Linked DNA regions of Mus musculus: regions 1 and 2 are each linked to region 3. A link is a loop called in an ENCODE intact Hi-C map of the cell type or tissue named here. Cell type or tissue: heart. All regions are shown on one strand.

Region 1 (4,000 bases), 860 kb after region 3:
GTACCTGGTCAAATTTAACATCCCCAGACTCCAGTCTCGGGTCCAGTGTCCCACAACTGGGTTCTGAAACCTGGTGCTGGCTGGTGAGTCACACCACAAAATGGCTGTGGCTGCTCAAGCCCCCAGGCCAAGTATGCCAGATACACAAGAGCCCACTTGGAAGCCCAAGCTCAATGCAGGATGCCGTGGCACCTGTTTTGCCTCCCACAACCCCAGCAAGATGGCTGTGCACAGAGTGGCACCAGTGTTTATTGAGGGCTCAGCCCTCGGAAAACTGGCGGTACAGTCGCTGCAGTGCCGGGTCCAGATGCTCCTGTAACCGGAATGGAATCTCAAGGATCTCCAGGAAGCCTTCAGCCAGTGTGGGCGGCTCAAACTGCTTCCTGCGGGATGGGGGTGTGAGGCTCTGTACCCCACCTCCCCCACCCCCTCCAGAACCCCAGAACCCCCGAACCTGTAGCTAAACATGACCATGTCCGACACAGGTGCATGCGAAGGGTCGGTCATCTCACGAAACTGCAAAATGGCACAAAAGTCAGAGGGTGCAAGGCTTAGATGAGGGGAGGGCTAGGGTGGGATGGGGCCTGGAGAGTGGCTCACCCTGTTGTTGTGGCGTGCCTGCTCTATTGTAGCACAGAAGTTGAAACAGCGGCAGGGCACACCTGCATCTTTGGCACATTGGATGTACCTGTGGAGGCAAAACAGCTGTCACTGACGCCTAGTACACACAGTGCTCCCCTAGTACACGCAGTGCTCCCCTAGTACACGCAGTGCTCCCCTAGTACATGCAGTGCTCCCCTAGTACACGCAGTGTTCCCCTAGTACACGCAGTGCTCCCCTAGTACACGCAGTGCTCCCCTAGTACACGCAGTGCTCCCCTAGTACACACAGTGCTCCCCTAGTACACACAGTGCTCCCCTAGTATGTGCAGTGCTCCCCCAGTATACTCAGTACTCCCCTAGTACACGCAGTGCTCCCCTAGTACGTGCAGTGCTCCCCTAGTACGTGCAGTGCTCCCCTAGTACACGCAGTGTTCCCCTAGTACACTCAGTGCTCCCCTAGTACACGCAGTGTTCCCCTAGTACACGCAGTGCTTCCCGAGCCCACCATGAGTTTCCAGTACCTGGCCCGACTTGGGACATCTGGGTTGGTGTTGTCAATCACGACTCGCTTCCCCTGCCTCAGTGCCGCCTGGCATGAGCTCACACAGCGCTGCCACGAGCCCAGCGTGTCCTGTGGGACCCAGGGCAAATAACAAGTCAGTCTGGGGAGTTCCCATCCTTGAACGGTGGCGGGGAGGGGAGGTGCAGTCCCACTCACCCTGTTCACATGGACGTAGCCAGCTGACACTAGGTGCTCCTGGATGAAAGTGGACTTGCCGGCTGTGGGGGCAGTAGAGTCATCAGCTAGTGCCTAGGACCCAAGTGAGTGCCAGGGGGAGCCAGAGGTCAGGCTGTGGCATCTCACCCCCAGGGAATCCTACTGCGACCACCACCTCTGGGTTGGGGCTCAGGAGAGAGCTGGACTCTGGAAGGTAGAGGGGCCCAGCACTGGAGATAGTCCTCTGGCAGGGGAACAAAAAGGGGGCGTGAGACCAGGGAGCTCACAAGGGCCTCTCATCCCCTTCTCTTTTGGGCCTCACCGGGTCGAAAGCTGGAAGCTCAAAGCGGGCAGCCGGCCACTTAAGGAAAAACTCTTCCGGAGTGGCAAAGGGCAGGCCGACGTTAAGGGCGAACTGAGGAGGGAACGCAGGGGTTAGGTGGGTGCAGAGGTGCAGTGAGGGTGTCACACGGACAGGGCGGGGCACAGACACCAGGCTTACCAGGCGGTCTGCACAAGAGAAATCCTTTTTTTTCCTCCCCGGTGCCCAGTTGGCTAGGCGCCCTGCTGCATCTGTAAGGGAAGGGCAACCCTGTCCAACACTGAGCTCTGAGAGGGTTCCTGAACCCCTAGAAGCCTGCGCCTCTTACCTCCCACGAAGACACTGTCCTCTACCGAGATGGGGATGCCCTCGTTGGCCTACAGAGAGAGGCAGTGAGAAGTCCAGCCCACAGGATGGGACAGCAGAGGGGCTGGCTGGACCACACACCAGGGCATTGCTGCTGAGTGTCTCGCTTGCTCCCCCAGTTGCCTCCAGAGGGCGCACATCCTGCAGCAGCCCACACTGCCTGCTCTTCCAACTTGTGGCCCTAATCAAGGTGGGCCTTCCTGGATCTGTAAGCTCCTATCTGTGGGCCACTTCCTTCTCAGCCTGTTTCCCATGTCCCTGCTACCTACCAGACCCTCCCCCTTAGCCCTGAGCATCTCTGTTTACCTAACACTGCCTAGGACCTCACAGAGGCTGGACCTGGTTACCCCGTGCCCCCAGCACCTCTAGGCATTTCCAGTGGCCACCCGTGTGGTGAGGGGAAGGCTGGGACAGACAGTATAAAAGGCAGGAGGGCGCTCACCTGCTCCTGCAGATGGTCCCACATGCCACTCACTGGCTTTCGGTTTAGACCTGCATGTGTTGCCACCAGCACCTATGGAGGTAGCCAGGCCACAGTGTTCTTAGTGCCTGTCCCCTTGGGATCTCAGAGAACAGCTCCTGTCAGCATGATCCCAGCCAAGGCTTCCCCCCGCCCACCCCCGATGCATTGGCACGTTCTCTCTGGGTCTCTGTCCCATATAGTCCCTAAGTGTCCCTTCTGGCCGTACCTGAAATGGGACCCCTAACTTCTCCAATACAGCTTCCACCTTGCCCTTGAACACCTCTGCTGGCAGCTTGCCTCGCCCGATGCCCATTTGGTTGGTGAAGATTACCAACTGGGGACAGACAGGGACACACTGGAGCCCTGTCTCAACCCAGGCATGTGTATGCATGTGTCCGCGCACACACACACACACACTCACACACACGCGCACACACGCACACACAGGCTCCCACACCCACACACCTTGTAGCCTTCAGCAGCCAGCTCCTGGAGCTTCTTTGGAATCTCTGGGTACAGAATCCTAAGGTGGACGGGAAGTAGCAGGTGACTTGTGATCTAAAGAACTCTGGGCACCCAGCCCAGCCGCCTCCCATGTCCCACCTCACCTCCAGTCACTAGGGCTAGTGGGGAAGACCTTTCCAGAGCGGGTGGTGATGAGGGTCCCATCTAGGTCAAAGGCAGCCACCTGGTATCACCAACAGGGACAACAATACTGTCACCTCTGACCTTCCTTACAGGCTTACTGTCTTCCTTTTCAAGTCAAGGGTTTCTCTGTGTAGCCTTGGCTGTCTTGGAACTCACTCTACAGACCAGACTGGCTTTGAACTCACAGAGATCTGCCTCCCTCTGCCTCCCAGGTATAGGGACTGAAGGCGTGTACCTGGAGACACCAGCCTTTAAATACCAGTATTATCCTTCTGTGTCCTCTGCCCTCCACTTCCAGTTTGTTTGTTTTTTTTTTTTTAGTAGGAACCAGTGTCTCACAAATCCTTTTTCTCTGAGCATCTCCTTGGAGAACTAACAGCCCAGAAGGAGCAAAGGGCTTTGTTGGAAGAGTTGGAGAGATGGCTCAGTGGTTAGACTCAGTGGTTAGGAGCACACAAATGTCAGATGGCCCATAACTGCCTGTAACTACAGCTCCAGGGCACCCAATGCTCTGTGGCCTCTGCAGCCACCTGCATACAGTACACAGAAAATCATGCAGGCTCATATCAATTCTTTTTTTTTTTTTTTTTTGATTTTTGTTGTTGTTGTTTTTTTTTTCGAGACAGGGTTTCTCTTTATAGCCCTGGCTGTCCTGGAACTCACTTTGTAGACCAGGCTGGCCTCGAACTCAGAAATCCGCCTGCCTCTGCCTCCCGAGTGCCAGGTCATATCAATTCTTAAAAAAACAAACCTCACTGTTGGCTGAGTGGCCACAGGAAACTAGGCCGTGAATTTTCTGTGGCCTCATTTCAGAGTGATCCAAGAAAGGTCACCACTGATTACAGGGCCTGACCTGTACCCTGTACCTCAGTGGTGGCGGC
Region 2 (4,000 bases), 200 kb before region 3:
GGCAGGAAGAGACCCTCCACTCTTAGCTCCAGAGGAGACTGGTAATTGAAGAACTGATCTCTCAGCCTTTGTAGTGGGAATACAGGAGAGCTTAGAGCTGTCTATGAGACTTGTCCCAACAGAGCCCACCATGAAGAATGTCCTGTGGCTTCTCCCTGGGGTCTTCCACTCCCTTCTTAGATGAAGGGGTGCAGGAGGGCTCCCAGGGCTGGCTGAGTTCTCTGGACACTGAAGGGTGGTAGGAGGTGGTCTCTCCACTCAGACCACACCCTCCCTGCTGCAAATCCACCTCCCTGAGTGTCTAGAGCCGGGGTCTGCAGTCAGGTCGGGTGAGGACCAGAGACTCAGCCAGAGGCTGGCATTTCCCTGGTGTTGGAGGGAGGGGGGATGAGTCACTCGTGACTCACTCCAGGAGAAAGAAGAGAGTCAGTGAGTCAAGGATGCCTGTCCCGGGGGCAATTCCTGCTCCTGATGGTTCATATGGAGACCCACACGGCCCAGGGACAGAGTGTTGAAGATGCACCAGCTCACTGTTAGTCCTGCCCGTTCCTCTGTCTCCCAAAAGTCCATCTAGGACAGTCTCTGCCCGCCTCCAAGAGCAGGAGTCCCCTGGCTTGCCCTTCTCCCCAGGGAGGAACTGCTCGGCCTACTCCCCTTCTCCCTCACACCAGAGACTTCCCTACCTCCCTGGCCCTCCTCTCTGATTTAGAAAGCCATTCTCCAGCCCTCCTCCCCTAGGATTGAGTGCTCCCACCCTTTGCAGGCTTGCCTCTCCTGCCCTGAGCCAGACATCTGGCAGCCATGTCACTCCTCCTGTTGGTGGTCTCTGCCCTCCACATCCTCATTCTTGTCTTGCTTTTTGTGGCCACTTTGGACAAGGTAAGTTTCCAGCTCACTGGGAACCCCAGATATAGCCCATCTCTAAGACCCCACCTACCTGCCTCTGCTTCCCTTCCTCCCTACCTCTGTGCCTCCTCCTCCCCACTCCTCCCCTTCCCTACTCTTACTTCTGCGTGTGTACTTTCCCCTGGCCTAGCCCATGCATTTGGCCATCAGGAGTCATCCCCACTCTCCCTGACATCTTTTGTCCTGTGTCTCACCTCACCCTCCCCGGTCTCTGTCCCTTCCAGTCCTGGTGGACTCTCCCAGACAAAGAGTCCCTGAACCTGTGGTATGACTGCACGTGGAACACCACCACTCAAACATGGGCCTGCAGTAACGTCAGTGAGAATGGTGAGCATATGGCTGAGGGCAGGGGAAGGCCTGCCAGGGCCAGGGTTGGGAGCCTAGACTAGGCTATGAGCACCTGGGGTGGCCATAGGCAGCTTGTCTGGATGGAAAGGCACCAATAAATCCAGAGAGGTTGGAGCCACATGCTGTAGCTTAAGGAACAGGGGAGAAAGCTCCCTAAATTCTGAGAAGACTTTTCAGAGTTGTAAAGAAATGGAGCGAGTGTTGTGATGTGGGAGGGAGAATAGGGAGAGGCCAGAGTTCTAAGAGATGGAGTGGCCTGCCTCCTTTCAGGATTCGAAGTGACCGCCAGTGAGTGTGGGGATGGGGCTCATCAGTAAGATGTTTCCCTGGTAACCCTTGTAATCCTTGTAACACGGACATCTCTGAAGCTTGCCTGGCTGAACCTACAGTGAGTAGAGTCCAGCCAGTGGGAACAGCGGTTCCAGCTGTGACCTCACCTGTGTCGCCCCCTGTAGGCTGGCTGAAGGCAGTGCAGGCCCTCATGGTGCTGTCTCTCATCCTCTGCTGCCTGTCCTTCATCCTCTTCATGTTCCAACTCTACACCATGCGGCGCGGAGGGCTCTTCTACGCTACCGGCCTCTGCCAGCTTTGCACCAGTAAGCACTTCCCCCAGCTTGGGGAACGGTGGCGAGGAATGGGAGCGGGCCACTGGAGGCTCCCAGCCCTCTCCTGAGAGCAGCCTCCATGGCCCCCACAGGAGAGGGAGAGTGGAGCTGTGTGCCTTAGAGGCTCTGCGGTGAGCCAGTGCTTGAGAAGTCAGTGGTGGTAAATGAGCTGGGTTCCAGGGATGGGGGCAGCTAAAGGATCCACAGAAGGAATGTTCTGCATCATATCCGCCAACTGTGGTTTCTTGGGCACCTGTTCAAGAAGTCGTTTTGTTTGTTTGTTTTCTATTCTCCCAATACCGGGGCTATAACACGGGGCGTGCCAGACGGACTCTCATCTCTGAGGCATGTGCCCAGCTCCACACTGGTGGATTCTAGGCATGTGCTCTCAACTCTTTTTATTTATTTTATTGGAAATAGGTTGGATAAATGGTCCCAGCTGACCTTGAACTTTCTATCCTCATGCCCCAGCACCCTGGGTAGCTGAGAGAGCAGAGGTGGGCCATTATGTCCCACTTTTTTTTTTTTGTTTTGTTTTTGGTTTTTCGAGACAGGGTTTCTCTGTGTAGTCCTGGCTGTCCTGGAACTCACTTTGTAGACCAGGCTGGCCTCGAACTCAGAAATCCACCTGCCTCTGCCTCCCAAGTGCTGGGATTAAAGGCGTGCGCCACCACCGCCTGGCCCCACTTTTTTTTTTTTAAGGTCAAATAAATTGAGGTTTGAGACAGTGTGGGGGTGAGGGGAGGTCAATGAGATCTGAAAGCACAGGTCTATTTTTCCTTTTTTAATTTTTTTTGGTTCCAGGTTGCAAAGGGCTGAGTTAATCATGGTGGTTTTGAAAACATCTTCCTGGGTTCCCAGAGAACCCCCTTCATTTTTATCTCATGCTTGCATTTTTGGCTCATGAAAAACTCAAAAAGGTTCCATGGATACACAGCTGTCCATGGCCTTATTTCACAGATGAGCAGTTAGGGACCAGAGGTGGTAGTGGTTCTGGGAGGCCACTGAGGAGGACCTAGGACAGTGCGGCCTCCTGTGCACCCAGCCCCACACTGCTGTTGGTGGTCCCGCAGGTGCAGCTGTGTTCTCCGGGGCACTCATCTATGCCATCCACACCGAGGAGATCCTGGCCAAGCACCCGAGTGGGGGCAGCTTCGGTTACTGCTTCGCCCTGGCCTGGGTGGCTTTTCCACTCGCTCTGGTCAGCGGCACTGTCTACATCCACCTGCGGAAACGTGAATGAGCACTGTGTCCCCTAGAAAATAAATTCATTTAACCACGAGCCTGACTCGGCTCCTCTTCCTTCCTTAACAACACCTGTCCTCTCCCGGCCTCATCCAGAGCTCAACTCCCAGGCGCTGTGCCCTGGGACACTGGCTGAAGCCAGCTTCCCCAGGGCGCCCCTCTCCTCCCGGAATACCTCAGTGGAGCTTAGTGTCAGTCCCTCTCCCTGCTCCGGCTTCTGTGGTGTCACTCTTAGAGGAGCCCAGGCTGCCGTGCATTCTGAGTTGATGGTCTCTCCCGTCCCTCCTCTCTGACCCAGACACTTACTGACTGGCTGTTTCCTATTGCAAAAGGTTCTCCCCTCCATTGTAGAACCTAACCCTTCCCTCACCAACAAAGGCCACCTCTACAGCCAATATGACACCTTCCTCTACTCTCAGGCAAGGGGTACCAGCTAGATTTCCCAGGCACCTACTTTCTGGCTGCCCGCCATTGCGTGGTGATCAATCTGCCCTCCTGCCCTTCCTGTTTGGGATCCAGACTCTCGCAGGCAAAACTCTGCTCAGGCATGAGTGCTTGCTTCTAAGGGTCGAGTCTCAGACCCAGCCACACCCTCTTTCCAGGACTGTGATTCCCAACCCCCCTTGACCTGCAGCCACACTACTCCAGAGTTATTAAGCATGATTTATTCCTTTGGAAGAGGGTGCACAGACAGGGAGACCCAGACTAAGGGGATTGCTGCAGCGAGGCAGAGCGGGCCACGGAGCCTGCTGGGGCCTGGGCTGGAGTGATCTTGGGGTGGAATCCTGCAATTCTTCTTTGGGGCATGAAGTTTCCAGTGCCTCCAACCAGAGCAGATGAGCTGCAGAACAGATGGCTCATCTTACGTGGGGTCTGAAGAGGTTCCTCCAGACATT
Region 3 (4,000 bases):
GAGGAGCACGTGTACAGCCTTGCAAATTCCAGGAGGGTATGGGGAAAAGCCTAGGTACCGGTCAAGGGGAGGGGAGGCGGGGACACCCACCTTTCGAGCAGCCTGGATTTCCTGGTGTACCAACTCTTTAATGGGTGGTTGGCCCTCGCCTGGTGGCTGGGTGTAGAGTTGCGCCCGGGTGATGCCCTTCCAGGCAGTGTCTTCAGGCCAGCCAAGCCGCAGCAGGGGTGCCGGCTCCTCAGATTGCCTCGGCCAGTAGGTCAGGCTGCCCACGTCCCCATCGGTGATGGCTGTTCCCGTGCCTGCTGCACCAGGCTCCTGGCTAGGTACTAGCCAGTCTTCAGCAGCCGTAGCCAGGGCCTGAGCCTCATCTGCACTCAGAAAGGGGGGCAACCTCTCCTGCTGCACACAGGCCCAGAAAGTCTCCTCGCCACTGCTCAGCAGGGCTTCGAGTGCCAGCCGCTGGCCCTCAGAGTACAAGACGGCAGGGCTGGCCTTCGTTAGGGCTGGCTCGCCAGCCCCCAACTCCTCTCCTTCCAGCGCGGCCAGCTGGGAGGCTGCCATTCAAACCACACAAGGCCTCCAGAGGCCAGGTCCTGGAGGGTCTAGATGGCTTTTGGAGATAGACCATCTGGGGTCCTGTGATATTATGCGGCCACCCAAAGCCCCCAGGGTAGGTCTGTAAACATCCACACAGCTCCCTGAAGGTGCCCGACTCAGTCCCTACAGACTCTCCATACCCTTACACCATGGATCTGATCACATGTGCCTGCTGACTACCTGCCAGTCAGCCATCTCCCATTTTGCCTCTGCCAAACCGCAGGACCACCTGTGACTTGGAGCTACGGCAGCTTTAGGTGGTTCTTGGCTGTTCCAGGCCTGTCAGGATGACCTGGCTGCCCTGACAGGTCTGGCCATCAGCCTAAGCATTTTCTGCTAAATGGCTGCTTGCCTGTCCTTGGTCACCCTACTGCTTGTGACCAATGGCTCGACTGCCTGCCACTTTGGCTTATCTATGGTATCTGACCCACTCTTTCCTCCCTTTCATTGCATGGAGATTAATCTCAGTAGGACAGCAGGAGAGGCAGTTTCTGAGTCTGAGTAAACTTTCTTGCCCACCACCCCAGCTCCCACAGGCTAATCTCTCTCCCAGTTCTGCCTGTCATAGGGTCAGAAAGAACCTATCCCCTGCCCCCTCCCCCAACTCCTCCCCAGACACTTGCCAGTCTCCTTCAGTGAGGATCTTCAAGGTATTGAAGTCTGAAGTCTACCTTGGCTGTGAGCCTCAAAACCAGTCCGAGATGTTAGCAGCCATGAGTACTGTCCTCCGATCGATTGAGAACCTAGCCTGGGTTTCTTGCCAACCTTAGTCTCCAAGCTGTACTCTACTTCCTGGACAGGAACTATGGACCTGTGAAGCTGAATTAGGTTCCAGCCAACTGGCACCACGCGATCCAGAAGGCCAGGCCCCCCACCTACAGACCCCAGGCTTCGGCCCGGTCTGAGGGCCAGCTCAGGAGCTTCCGACTTCCTCCTGAGCAGCTCTCCACCCAACGGGGAGCAATTGTCAGGACACAGCCCCTTGTGCAAACAGAGGGGGAGGGACTACTAGGCATCTTGCTCAGAGACTGGCCCAGGCAGGGCCTCACCTGTTCCCACGCCTTGCCCCACATCCCCCAACACCAAGGTCTTGGGAAAAGCTAATCCTAGGAGGAAACAGGTGAACACAACACCCAGCAGGCGGGGCTCGGGCACAGGCAGGGGCTGCCCAGGTGCAGGGCAGGTCCCAGAGCAGGCCCCACCCCCTTCCCCAAAAATGGGTCTGTGCTGACTTCCAATCAAATGCTGTCACCACTAGTGGCCCTCATCCCACCCTGCCCCTTTCCAACTTCATGAATGAACACAGAGGACCATCATCATCCAATGTTTTTTTTATTAACAGTTAAGATCCAGGGTTAGTTTTTGTAGCCTCTGCTGGCCCTTCGGCCTCTGGCGCGCTCAAACTTCCGGCCCTTGGAACGGACATAGGGTCTGTGGGGAAAGGAGGGAGGTTAGAGAAGTCCAGCTCATTGGCACTAGGACCTGTTCCTGTCATACTGGAAACCTTCTGAGAGCCTTCGCAATAACCACTCACCCCTCAGAAGTGGCAGAGGCCCTGGCTAGCCCAGATTTGTGACCACCCCCCACCCAAGTGAACTTGACATCCTAGTGGCCACTATGGGTAACAACTACCTGAAGCCAAAGCTCTGATACTCACTTGGTATGGCTGTGTGGGGTTCCTGGGGCCTTGCCAAAATGTCGGTACACCTCTCGGCCCTTCCGAGGACCAGACAGGAGCACAGTGCCCCGGCCCTTGGGAGACTCCAGGGCCAGCTGGTCAAAGGTGAGGATCTTACCCCCAGCCTTGAGGATGCGACTCCGGGCCCGGCTGCTCACCCGCAGTGCACACACCTGAGAAGGCACACACCAGAGGCTGTGGGGACTGTCACGGCCCACCCCCGGTAGCAGACCCTGATAAACAACTGCCACTAAAGTCTCCCCAGTGGATGGCAAGCATCCTCAATGCTTTCAGGGCAAACAGACTCCAAAGCATCATTCTGCAGTGGTGAGGGGACACAACGAAGAGCAGCTTTGATTACAGCTCCCATGGCAGGGTGCCACTGGCACATAGCAAAGCCCCCTAATTGACTGGAGACATGTCCCTTTGGCCCATGCTGGTCACTTACCTTCAGCTTGGGAACTTCCAGAATCCGCACATCATCTGTGACCGTCCCCACAACCACGGCAGTCTTGTTCTCGCGGCCAGGAAGCTTCATCTTTCGGATCTGATGGGGGCAAGCATGTTAAGTCTTTCTGTGCCAAGCTGTCACCGGGAAGACCAAACAGCCAAGACCTCCACTGGCTGAGGCCGACCTCCCCCCAGTGACAGGGCCCCAAGAGCTTGCCAGCTATGACTGATTGTTGAAATCTTTCTTTCCAACCCCAGAAGTGACCCAGGTCAGAGAAATCCCCAGGTAGAAAAAGACCAAAGCACAGAGGCCCGCATCCTCTGCTGGCCTTACCCCACCGCCCCCAAACATGTGAAGCGCCCTCTGGCTGACTACTAACCATGCGGGACAGGGACAGAGGTGGCCGGTTGGTTCGGCTCATGAACAACCTCTTCAGCACAACCTGATTGAAGGTGGAGTTGGTCCGTCTGGCCAGAAACCTGTACAGCTGCAAGGGAAAGGAAAAGATTGAGCATGGGACTGCCTGCGCCACCCCCAAGCCAGGACCCTTCCACAGCTCTCCCATCCCGCTCAACTCCTGGTGATGTGGGGGGTTGGGGCACTGTGTCCAGGCTCCCCCCTCTCCCCACCCCACTCACTTTGGGAGCTGTAAGATGGCGTAGCACCCCGGGCTTACCTTGACAAGCAGCCGCAGGTAGATGTCCTGGCTCTTGGGCTCCTTGCGCCGAACCTTTCGGTCCTTGTTGTGGCGAATGTCAACACCCTGAGGGAGGTGAACCACCATAGAGCCAATTGTCAGAACCACTGCCCTATATCTTTGATGATATCTATACCTGTTCGTACCTGTAACTTTTAGGCTACTTAGTCGACAATTCAAACCTCAAAGGATTCAAACTAGAGGAAGAAGACATGTCCCACCCCTGACAAGTTCACTTAACACACACAAGTGATGTTTTTGTCTCGGCTTGGGACCATTCCTCCCAGAGTCCAGAAACTCATTGAAACACTGTCTCGGTGTAAAAACTGAGCTGCACAAGACAAGCGGCTGCTGGCTCAGAGTCCCTTAGAGCTCAGCTCTTGCTTAGCATGTGAAGGCCCTGGTTCTGGGCCCAGTATGGATGAGAGTTCAGATCCCTGTAAAGATGTTAGCTTTTATTTATGTTCTCAAAACTAGCTCCCAATCTGAAAAACAGTCAAAAAGAAGCCAACAGTACATTCTAGACGTGGAGACGTGTTTGTGACAAAGCCTTACACTACGTCCTTCAAATCAA

What was found. Peaks named below come from ENCODE experiments on the same cell type or tissue, not always from the same donor. Only the 100,000 strongest peaks of a DNase experiment are listed, where the experiment ranks them.
Region 1: it touches region 3 in a loop (3-fold over the local background); 3 of 42 quality-filtered maps call a loop at or near these places.
Region 2: a loop joins it to region 3, with 2.8 times the contacts of the local background. A loop is called at or near these places in 3 of 42 quality-filtered maps.

The regions. Positions count from the first base shown.
Region 1 is chr7:44,858,882-44,862,881 of GRCm38, reverse strand. It overlaps Pnkp (polynucleotide kinase 3'- phosphatase), which reads right to left. Exons shown (of 16, transcript NM_021549.3): 4 at 3,080-3,159; 5 at 2,937-2,994; 6 at 2,698-2,805; 7 at 2,451-2,522; 8 at 1,971-2,019; 9 at 1,823-1,893; 10 at 1,643-1,735; 11 at 1,468-1,564; 12 at 1,321-1,382; 13 at 1,124-1,233; 14 at 601-688; 15 at 455-516; 16 at 1-383. The coding sequence ends at 260. Among named protein-coding and RNA genes, the nearest start is that of Pnkp, 3.7 kb to the right of the region's middle. In heart, a CTCF peak has its summit at 2,128 (motif pointing right); DNase peaks (open chromatin) are centred at 1,484, 1,751, 1,871 and 2,368; H3K4me3 peaks cover 405 bases.
Region 2 is chr7:45,917,168-45,921,167 of GRCm38, reverse strand. It overlaps Tmem143 (transmembrane protein 143), which reads right to left. Exons shown (of 8, transcript NM_144801.2): 8 at 3,755-4,000. Emp3 (epithelial membrane protein 3) reads left to right here. Exons shown (of 5, transcript NM_010129.2): 2 at 764-879; 3 at 1,131-1,233; 4 at 1,710-1,850; 5 at 2,933-3,145. The coding sequence starts at 802. The coding sequence ends at 3,102. Among named protein-coding and RNA genes, the nearest start is that of Emp3, 2.3 kb to the left of the region's middle. In heart, a CTCF peak has its summit at 1,706 (motif pointing left); DNase peaks (open chromatin) are centred at 457, 1,207, 1,907, 3,617 and 1 weaker place; H3K4me3 peaks cover 1,145 bases; H3K27ac peaks cover 2,315 bases.
Region 3 is chr7:45,718,745-45,722,744 of GRCm38, reverse strand. Rpl18 (ribosomal protein L18) reads right to left here. Exons shown (of 6, transcript NM_009077.2): 2 at 3,406-3,492; 3 at 3,109-3,216; 4 at 2,727-2,825; 5 at 2,258-2,451; 6 at 1,910-2,031. The coding sequence ends at 1,956. It overlaps Fam83e (family with sequence similarity 83, member E), which reads right to left and starts at 1,525. Exons shown (of 5, transcript NM_001033170.4): 1 at 91-1,525. The coding sequence starts at 564. In heart, a CTCF peak has its summit at 2,214; DNase peaks (open chromatin) are centred at 984, 1,874, 2,814, 3,414 and 3 weaker places; H3K4me3 peaks cover 2,047 bases; H3K27ac peaks cover 1,272 bases.